Linked DNA regions of Homo sapiens: region 2 is linked to region 1. A link is an interaction called in ENCODE POLR2A ChIA-PET data of the cell type or tissue named here. Cell type or tissue: endothelial cell of umbilical vein. All regions are shown on one strand.

What was found. ChIA-PET counts read pairs that join two places held together with the same protein. Peaks named below come from ENCODE experiments on the same cell type or tissue, not always from the same donor. Only the 100,000 strongest peaks of a DNase experiment are listed, where the experiment ranks them.
Region 2: POLR2A ChIA-PET joins it to region 1 with 9 read pairs; 1 of 35 experiments calls an interaction of 5 or more read pairs at or near these places.

The regions. Positions count from the first base shown.
Region 1 is chr2:200,775,819-200,779,818 of GRCh38, reverse strand. It overlaps the pseudogene AOX3P-AOX2P and the pseudogene AOX2P. Among named protein-coding and RNA genes, the nearest start is that of BZW1, 34 kb to the left of the region's middle. In endothelial cell of umbilical vein, no CTCF peak of the experiment used is centred here; a DNase peak (open chromatin) is centred at 1,528; H3K27ac peaks cover 458 bases.
Region 2 is chr2:201,731,677-201,735,676 of GRCh38, reverse strand. ALS2 (alsin Rho guanine nucleotide exchange factor ALS2) reads left to right here. Exons shown (of 34, transcript NM_020919.4): 13 at 2,239-2,401. Among named protein-coding and RNA genes, the nearest start is that of MPP4, 35 kb to the right of the region's middle. In endothelial cell of umbilical vein, no CTCF peak of the experiment used is centred here; a DNase peak (open chromatin) is centred at 1,936; H3K27ac peaks cover 2,453 bases.

The sequences.
Region 1 (4,000 bases):
AGATGAAGGACAATAAGGAGCAGTGGAAAGTAAGGTGAGGAAGAGCACCCCCATGTCCTGTCTATAAGGGCAGCTGTTCTTTGGTTGTAGTTAGTTGTTGCCTTTCCAAGAATGCAGCCAAAATTACCAGATCATCCATTTTCTCAAGAGAATTTAGATATCTGTATTTTAAAGTAAAATTCCCTGACTTGTAAAAACACTGTGTAGGCCAAAGAAAAGTACATCTTCAGGCTAGATTTAGCCAGTAGACCACCAATTTGTGACCCTTAAGTTAGTGAGACTGAGTCTGAATCCTGGCCCTTACTCCCCATGTTTCTCTGGGTAAGTGAGATAATCTCCTCTGTTCCTTTGTCAGTGAAGTGTGGGCAGTGATGCCAACTTTATTGGGTGTTGCAAGGATCAGGAAACGCAAAAGCACCTAGCACAGCTCCCGGTGCCTGGTAGCTCTCTGTTGTTTCTACATAGTACCCTCCATGTGGGACCTGCAAACCCATGATTTTCCTGAGTGTCTGCTTGTGAGTGGCTGTCTGCAACTACAAGGACTCAAGAGTCCTTTCTGCCCTGTGTTACTCTTGGTGGCTTAAAAGCTGCTCTCTGTGGGCTCTTAGCTCCCTTTTGCCTTTTCCCCTTAGAGTGATTTCCAGTTCGATGAGAATCCAAAGGCCCCATTGATTGTCCTTCCTTTCAGGTTTGCCCTGACCTCATCACTATAGGTCTAGAGGAAGTTCCTGGTGTTCCTGGGCTGACAGTGGGATCCAGTTTGGACATGATGAAATTTCTACAGATGGAGTTGGATACTTTTTTTTTTTTTTTGGAGGATGGGTACTAGCAAGAAGTCTCCCAAAAGATCTTATTTATTGATTACCCAGGCTGGTCTTGAATTCCTGGGCTCAAGCAATCCCCTGCTTCAGCCTCCTGAGTAGCTGGAGCTATAGATGTGCACCACCATGGCCAGGAAATATTTTAATATCTTAAGAGGAGTCAAGAAACTTTAACAATACATCTCAACCCTAGATGAAGTTCTTACTCTGAGGGTGGTTTTCACGTAATCTGCATAGAGCAAGGCAAACAAATAATGATCTTTATTTTAATTTGCAGTTTCATTACTTTAGCAATTATTAAGGGTTGATGTCTTTGCTTTCTGATGCTAGTAACATTTTGTGCCAGATAATTCTTTGTAATGGGGTCGGGGGCTGCCTTGTACAAAATCACTTCCCCCACTTCCCCCACTCCCAGTTGAGAACCACTGTTCTAGATGCATTTCTGGGTATGGTGAGGACCCTGAGCCCCTCAGAGGTGAGTGATTTGCCTAAGACCATGGGGAGGGGATAGGGCTGTGGCAGGAACGCAGGTCTTCTGCGACCTCAGTCCAGGGTTCTGTCCATGCTGCCACTGCTAGGATTTCAGTCGCATTGCGCCTCCAATCCTGTTTAATATTATAGTCTTCAGGGTCTTAAGTAAAAGTGTTATTCTATTAAGAAGTCAAAGCTTTTTGGCGAGTTTTAGAGTTTTCAGTGAAAGAGGAAATTATTAAAATTCTTGGCTCACGATTGCCATGGGTGAGTCATCTCCAAATTCTAGCAGTCTATAATGATTTGTTCCTGATAACAGTTAACATTGATTTACTATTTTGTCCACCTGCTTTCATCTGTCCTGTGCTACCCGATCCATGACACCGTGCAGTGGTAGGTTTGGATGCTTACCTTAGACGAATAGATGGTTAGTGGGGTTTGTGATGATGGCAGCAAGGAGACATTGAACTCCTCTGGGACATCAGTGATGGTTGGAATTTTGTACTCATCTGGGCTCCGAGAGTACAGGACACCTTCTGGGGAATATTTCAGTTCTTCAGTGGTATAAAGCCCCATTCCCTGAATAAACAAACCTTCAATCTGGAGGGGGACAATTTCAAGCTTTGTGACATTGTGTCATTTTTAGAAGGCCTTTACCTACCCTGAAATGACTCCCAGGAAGGGGCATCTGCCCAGATGGGCCAGCACCTACCTGCCCAATATCAATGGCTGGATTTAGGCTGCAACATGCATCCATGATGATGTCCGTTCTGATTTTCTGCCCAAAATAAAAATTACCTCACCATAAAAATTTGAATTAAAAGTATCATTTTCAGGTATACTCAAATGATCTCCAGTTTTTCCAGAACTCCTGCTGGCTAATTAACACTGCATTGAACCCTGTCAACATTAGAGCTGTTAAGATGCCTGCTGAACTCTTCAAATTTAGTGCCAGGACTGTCCATGACCCTGGAAGATCTTGTACATTCATGGTTTTGACTCCTCTTAAGTGACTCCAAAGTCCATGACATGCTAGTGTGTCTGAGTGAGTCACTTGGTAAATAATTGTTGTGCCTGGTTGTTCATCTGATTCTCAACCTGAATTTGTTGTTGGAATATAATTTATGAGCTCATGTAGTCCTCATGATAATCTGTGGCAGGTGGTACTATTGCCATTTTACTGTGAAAATCCTAGAGCCATACTGGCATGTATGAGTTTGTGGATTTGCAAGATCTTGGAAGGTATTCATGGCAAATGTTGAGACCACCTTTGATTTGCTAATCTACTTCCTTCTCTGAGAAGCATCACATGAATCTGGCCCTTGTTTTGGCACTGGGCATGGGCCTGCAGGTTATTAAGGAGCCACTAAAAGCCCCTAAGTGCCTGTGGCCTATCTCCGGAGTGTCTCAGGGCTTCCCTTCTGCCCCCCATTTCCCAGTGCTTGCTCTGACAAGATCATCATTCTCTGTTTGGGCTCAATACCTGGGCTCCTACTTTCTATCTAGCCTTTTGGACTTGGCAATTCTCTTTTGACTCAAACCTTGGCCTCTTGGACAACCTACTCTGGGCATTGGGACCAGCCTTCATCTATCCTCAACCTGGATAGGGAGGGAGATTGGACACACCTCAGAGTGGGCCTTCAGTTTACTTCTACCTTGAAACCTGGTGTGTTTTGCACTATAAGTGCTGGACAGTGGAAAGAGATGGCTGTGCACTAACACTGAGTTGATGGATGATTTAGTTCACCAACCACAAATGGCCAGCTGCAACAGGCCTGTCACTGAATTTCTCTGATTTCTCTTTAGTTAAAAGAAGTTTTGCCTCTTTAAGAAATAAACTATTTTAAGGGATCAAAGTGATACTGAAATTATTGAACCTTAAACTGTAAATGTAAACTGAAAGGCACAGAAAAGACCACATTTTGACTTTTCTAGCATCATAAATTCTGGAAGATCCTCATAAGTTTCATATCTTTAGGGATTTATTCCAAGGCCCTTGGGTAAAATTGCATCCTTTATAATGCAAGTTGTTAATTTTGGGTTAAGTATGATTCCCTGTCTCCAATGTGTGGTTTCTTGGCTGTTCAATTAAATAGAAAATGTAACAATTATTTTAATACCTCTCTTCCCCCAAAATCTGTTCCAGTAATACTTTTTGGATAATTGACTTTGGAGAAACAGCACATTGCTATGTGCTTTCAAAATGTTTGCTCAAGACTATTTACTAAGTTAGTTATTCCTTCAGATTAGAAAATGTGTTTTTTCTTTATAAATAGAAGCTTTTTTGGGGGAGAAATCTTGGAAAGTGATTTTGTTGTCTAAATGAAATAAGAAATTTAATACATTTTAGACTGTCATCAGCAATTCATTTTTGACTACTATATTGTCTTTTTAAGTGGAAATTCAGGATAAGGCTAGATCTCTGGACCCTCCCATGGAATTGAAAGAATCTTGTTCTTGTTATAAGAGAATTACATAATGGAATTGGGCTATTTACTATACAACACACTTTTGTTGTTTTGATTTGCCAAGAGGAAAGTTAGACTTGACTTACCTTGTGAGCACCTGTCAGGCAGTCAATTTCAACCTCAGAACAGGCAGCTCTGCAGACATAGTAAGGAAATGGGTCCCCCACCCCCTTCTCCCAGTCCATGAAGGCCTTGTAGCCCCTGACGGAAGAAATAAAGCCTTTTAGCTTGAGCTGGGGA
Region 2 (4,000 bases), 960 kb before region 1:
CCTTTTGCACAGCACCATGCCCAGAGCCTGGGTTTTACATAGTTAAAGGCAGCAATGACATCTTTTTCCAACTTCTGTTTACAAAGTCAATATTTAAAATTACCGTAAAGATTTCATTTTCAGAGGAGAGTTTGAGAATGTCTAAAGCACAGCTAGGCTGCCCACATGGCTGTTAGTGGATCTTGGATGATGATGCACAAGCACTTATCATTCATCTAATTGATCACTCAGCTGCTCACATCAGGCTTGCCTGGTGGTTTGATTATTATGCAAGTTTTTTTCCTAATGTGATAAAATATATGTAATGTCATATTTATCATTTTAATCTTAATTGTACACTAATAAGTGTACAATTTAGGGGGCATCAAATACATTCGCAATGTTGTATAACCATCACTATTTTTTCATTATCTCTGAGAAAAACTCAGTGCATGATAAATAATAACTCCCCCCATACTGTCTCCCCCTGCCTGCCTGGCTCTGGTAACCTCTATTCTACTTCCTCTCTGTTTGAGTTTGCCTGTTCTAGGTACCTTATATGAGTCGAATCACGTATTTATTTGTCGTTCTGTGTCTGGCTTATTTCTTTAAGTATAGTATTTTCAAGGTTCATTCATGTTGTAGCATACGTCAAAATTTCATTCCATTTTATGGCTGAATAATATTCTCTTGTATGTACACATTACCACATTTTATCAATCAGTTCATCTGCTGATGGACACTTAGGTTGTTTCTACCTTTAATATTTTTTTATTTTAAAAATCTGAGTAAAAAGTACAGACCTTGCCATATAAGGAAAGAGTGATATTGCCACTATTAGATTAAAAACTCCCAAGAAAAGATAAGCTGATCAGAGATGGTTTCTGGTTCAGATTTCTTAGGAGTGTAGCTTGGCCTCTTTCGGGGAAGATTATAGGTAAGGACATGAGTGAGTCCTGGAAAGTAATGGAGTTCACAAGAGTTGGAACATTTCTGGTCTACTGTAGACTGGGTACTGGGTATTGAGGAGAAATATGGTCCAAGGGAGTTTGTGTTCACTATATCTTACCTCCGTCTCTCAGGAGCAGGTCAAAGCAGAACACTTGTGTAAAATTAAATAAGTCCTCAGCTGATCTCTGCAGTAGAACGTGGAGAAAGAAGTAGGAACATTAGCACCAGCCAAATATAAATAAAATCTGGGCACTTTATCTAAGATCTTTTTTTTTTTTTGAGACAGGCTGGTCACCCGGGCTGGTGTGCAGTGGCACAACCACGGCTCACTACAGCCTCAACTTCCTGTGCTCAAATGATTCTCCTGCCTCAGCCACCTGAGCAGCTGGGACTACAGGTGTGCGCTTCCATGCCTGGCTAATTTTTGTATTTTTTGCAGAGACAGGGTTTCATTATGTTGCTCAGGCTGGTCTCAAACTTCCGGGCTCAAGCTATCCACCCACCTTGGCAGCCCAAAGTGCTGGGATTGCAGGTGTGAACCACTGCACCCAGCTCACCAACTCTTACTGCTTTACCATTAAGTATTTTGGTTTGGTGAGCTAAGCCTGAATGGGTTATTGATCAGCATTAAAATTTGGAATAAAATTTTAACAATGAATTTATTAAAAACTGAATATTAGCTAATTTTTGGCTTCAGTTTGAAATGCTTTTGAAGATCTCAGCATTGAAATCTTCACATATAATCATCTTTATTGTTTCTTGTTAACTGTAATACTAGTTCTTGCAGCTTTTTATTACTTTCCTATAATAAACTCTTGTTAGGTGATCAATAATTGAAGGAAAAAAGAAGAAATTAGAAGTGTTTTAATATCCACACTAATTCTGTTGGAGCAAGGAGCTTTGCTTTTTCTTCCAGTGTTTCTATTTAGCACAGCTGCCTAGAACAATTAGTCTTGCCATTTATTGCTGTGACTTTTGGCTTTGAAATTAACAGGTAATGGTGTCAGCTGGTCTCTGATTATTCATCTTAAATTGTTGGATGCATGATTCATTTCCTAGAATATAGGCACAAGTCTGTGATTAACCGTTTGTATTGCTACCATTTGCTACTTTTCATACTAAAAATCCTGTCTTATAGATAGGGAAATTCTTTTAATTATATCTGGCTTATTTCATTGTATTTCTACTTTCACAGCACCTAAAAAATGTGCATTCTGAAAGAGGTACTTTCTAGTGAAATTTTTTATTTAATGTACATATTACCAATTCCAAAATGATTAACTAAATTTTTTTTTCCTCTGCCTCTAGTGATTTCCTAAATAAAAACCAAGAGCTGTTGCAAGATTTGTCAGAAGTGAATGACGAAAACACTCAGTTGATGGAAATACTGAATACTTTGTTTTTCTTGCCAATCAGACGACTTCATAATTACGCAAAAGTTTTGCTAAAGCTTGCTACTTGTTTTGAAGTGGTAAGCTCCCATGTATACCTCTTTGGACATTTGGAAAGCCAAGGATCATAGTTGTTTGTATGGATTATGCCACCACAAGATCTGGAACTCCAGTAATTTAATATTTACCTGTGTCTAATTAAATTTAATTTTCTTCAGGGAAATGACAGAGGAAAGTATGACTGTAGATAAATTGAGTTTTCTGTGGATTCAGTTTCCCTTTAGGGCCTTATCAAGATGAATAAACTGTATTCATTTTATGAAACTGTCTAAAGTTGAGACTCTATCAGATGCTACTCATTCAGTAGTTGTCAAAATTTATTGGATGCATGCTGACTATGAGTTAAACAGAGCTCTTTAAAGCCCTGGCTTTCTGTATAATGGCATACACCTGTAAGGCAGGGGTGTTACCCAGCCTGGATTCATGCTAGACTTTATGCCAGGTGTTTAGGTTACCTTAGCAAATGCTGAGAGGAATCAGTTACAGGATTTTCTCAAATGTTAACTAGTCCACCCTTACATAAAACTAGTTAGGTGGAATCCTAGGAAGTTAGCACCACACTAGGATATAGATGTATGTTAAAACTGGTCCTGAGACATTCACCTTTCAAATCCCATCGAAATATGTGATTTCATTTTGTTTCTACCCTGAAAGGCTCTAGAAAAATTATAATGACTCCAAAGTCCCTTATAGGTTTTTTTTATTGTTGTTGTTGTTTGTTTGTTTTTGAGACAGAGTCTCGTTCTGTCACTGGGGCTGGAGTGCAGTGGCGCAATCTTGGCTCACTGCAACCTCCACCTCCCAGGTTCAAGTGATTCTCATGCCTCAGCCTCCTGAGTAGCTGAGATTACAGGTGTGTACCACAACACCGGCTACTTTTTTTTTTTTTTTTTTTTGTATTTTTAGTAGAGATGGGATATCACCATGTTGGCCAGGCTGGCCTCGAACTCCTGACCTCAAGTGATTGGCCTGCCTTGGCCTCCGAAAGTGCTAGGATTACAGGCATGAGCCACCACGCTGGCCCCTTGTAGGTTTAGAATCCTCTTAATCTTTGGGTCTGTCTCTTGATCTAAACAGATTTCACCCCTCAGAGTGACCCAGGAACTGATTGATGTAGGCTTTCTACATTTGAGCCTGCTGTGAAACCAGACTAAAGAAAAGACCTACAAGGTCTTTAAACTGATCTAGCTTTAGCTGTGAAGGTTTGACCTCTCAAATATCCCAATGAGATACAGCTTTCACCTCAATATGGCCTCAATTAATAAAAAAATTTTCCACCAGATCAGCTTAGAATTGTTGAGAGTCAGAGTTCAGTTTCCCTGGATGTAGCTTTCATATGCTTTATATTTCCTTCCTGAAACACTCCCACTCCCATCCTCATTCTGGGACAAAAGTCATTTTATCATGAAAATAAAGCCCTCTTTGACTATATTGGTTCTCTTTCACCTATCCATCTCTGAAGGATTATTTACTCTGTGTTTTGCTAACACTTTCTTTCTCTATTATTCACTTCTCATGTTATATCAATGGCCCTTATCCTTATCACAGGGGTTCAAAATCAACTGTGGAAGCTTTTTCAAAACAAAACCTGCCTGTATTCCATCACTATACGTTATAAT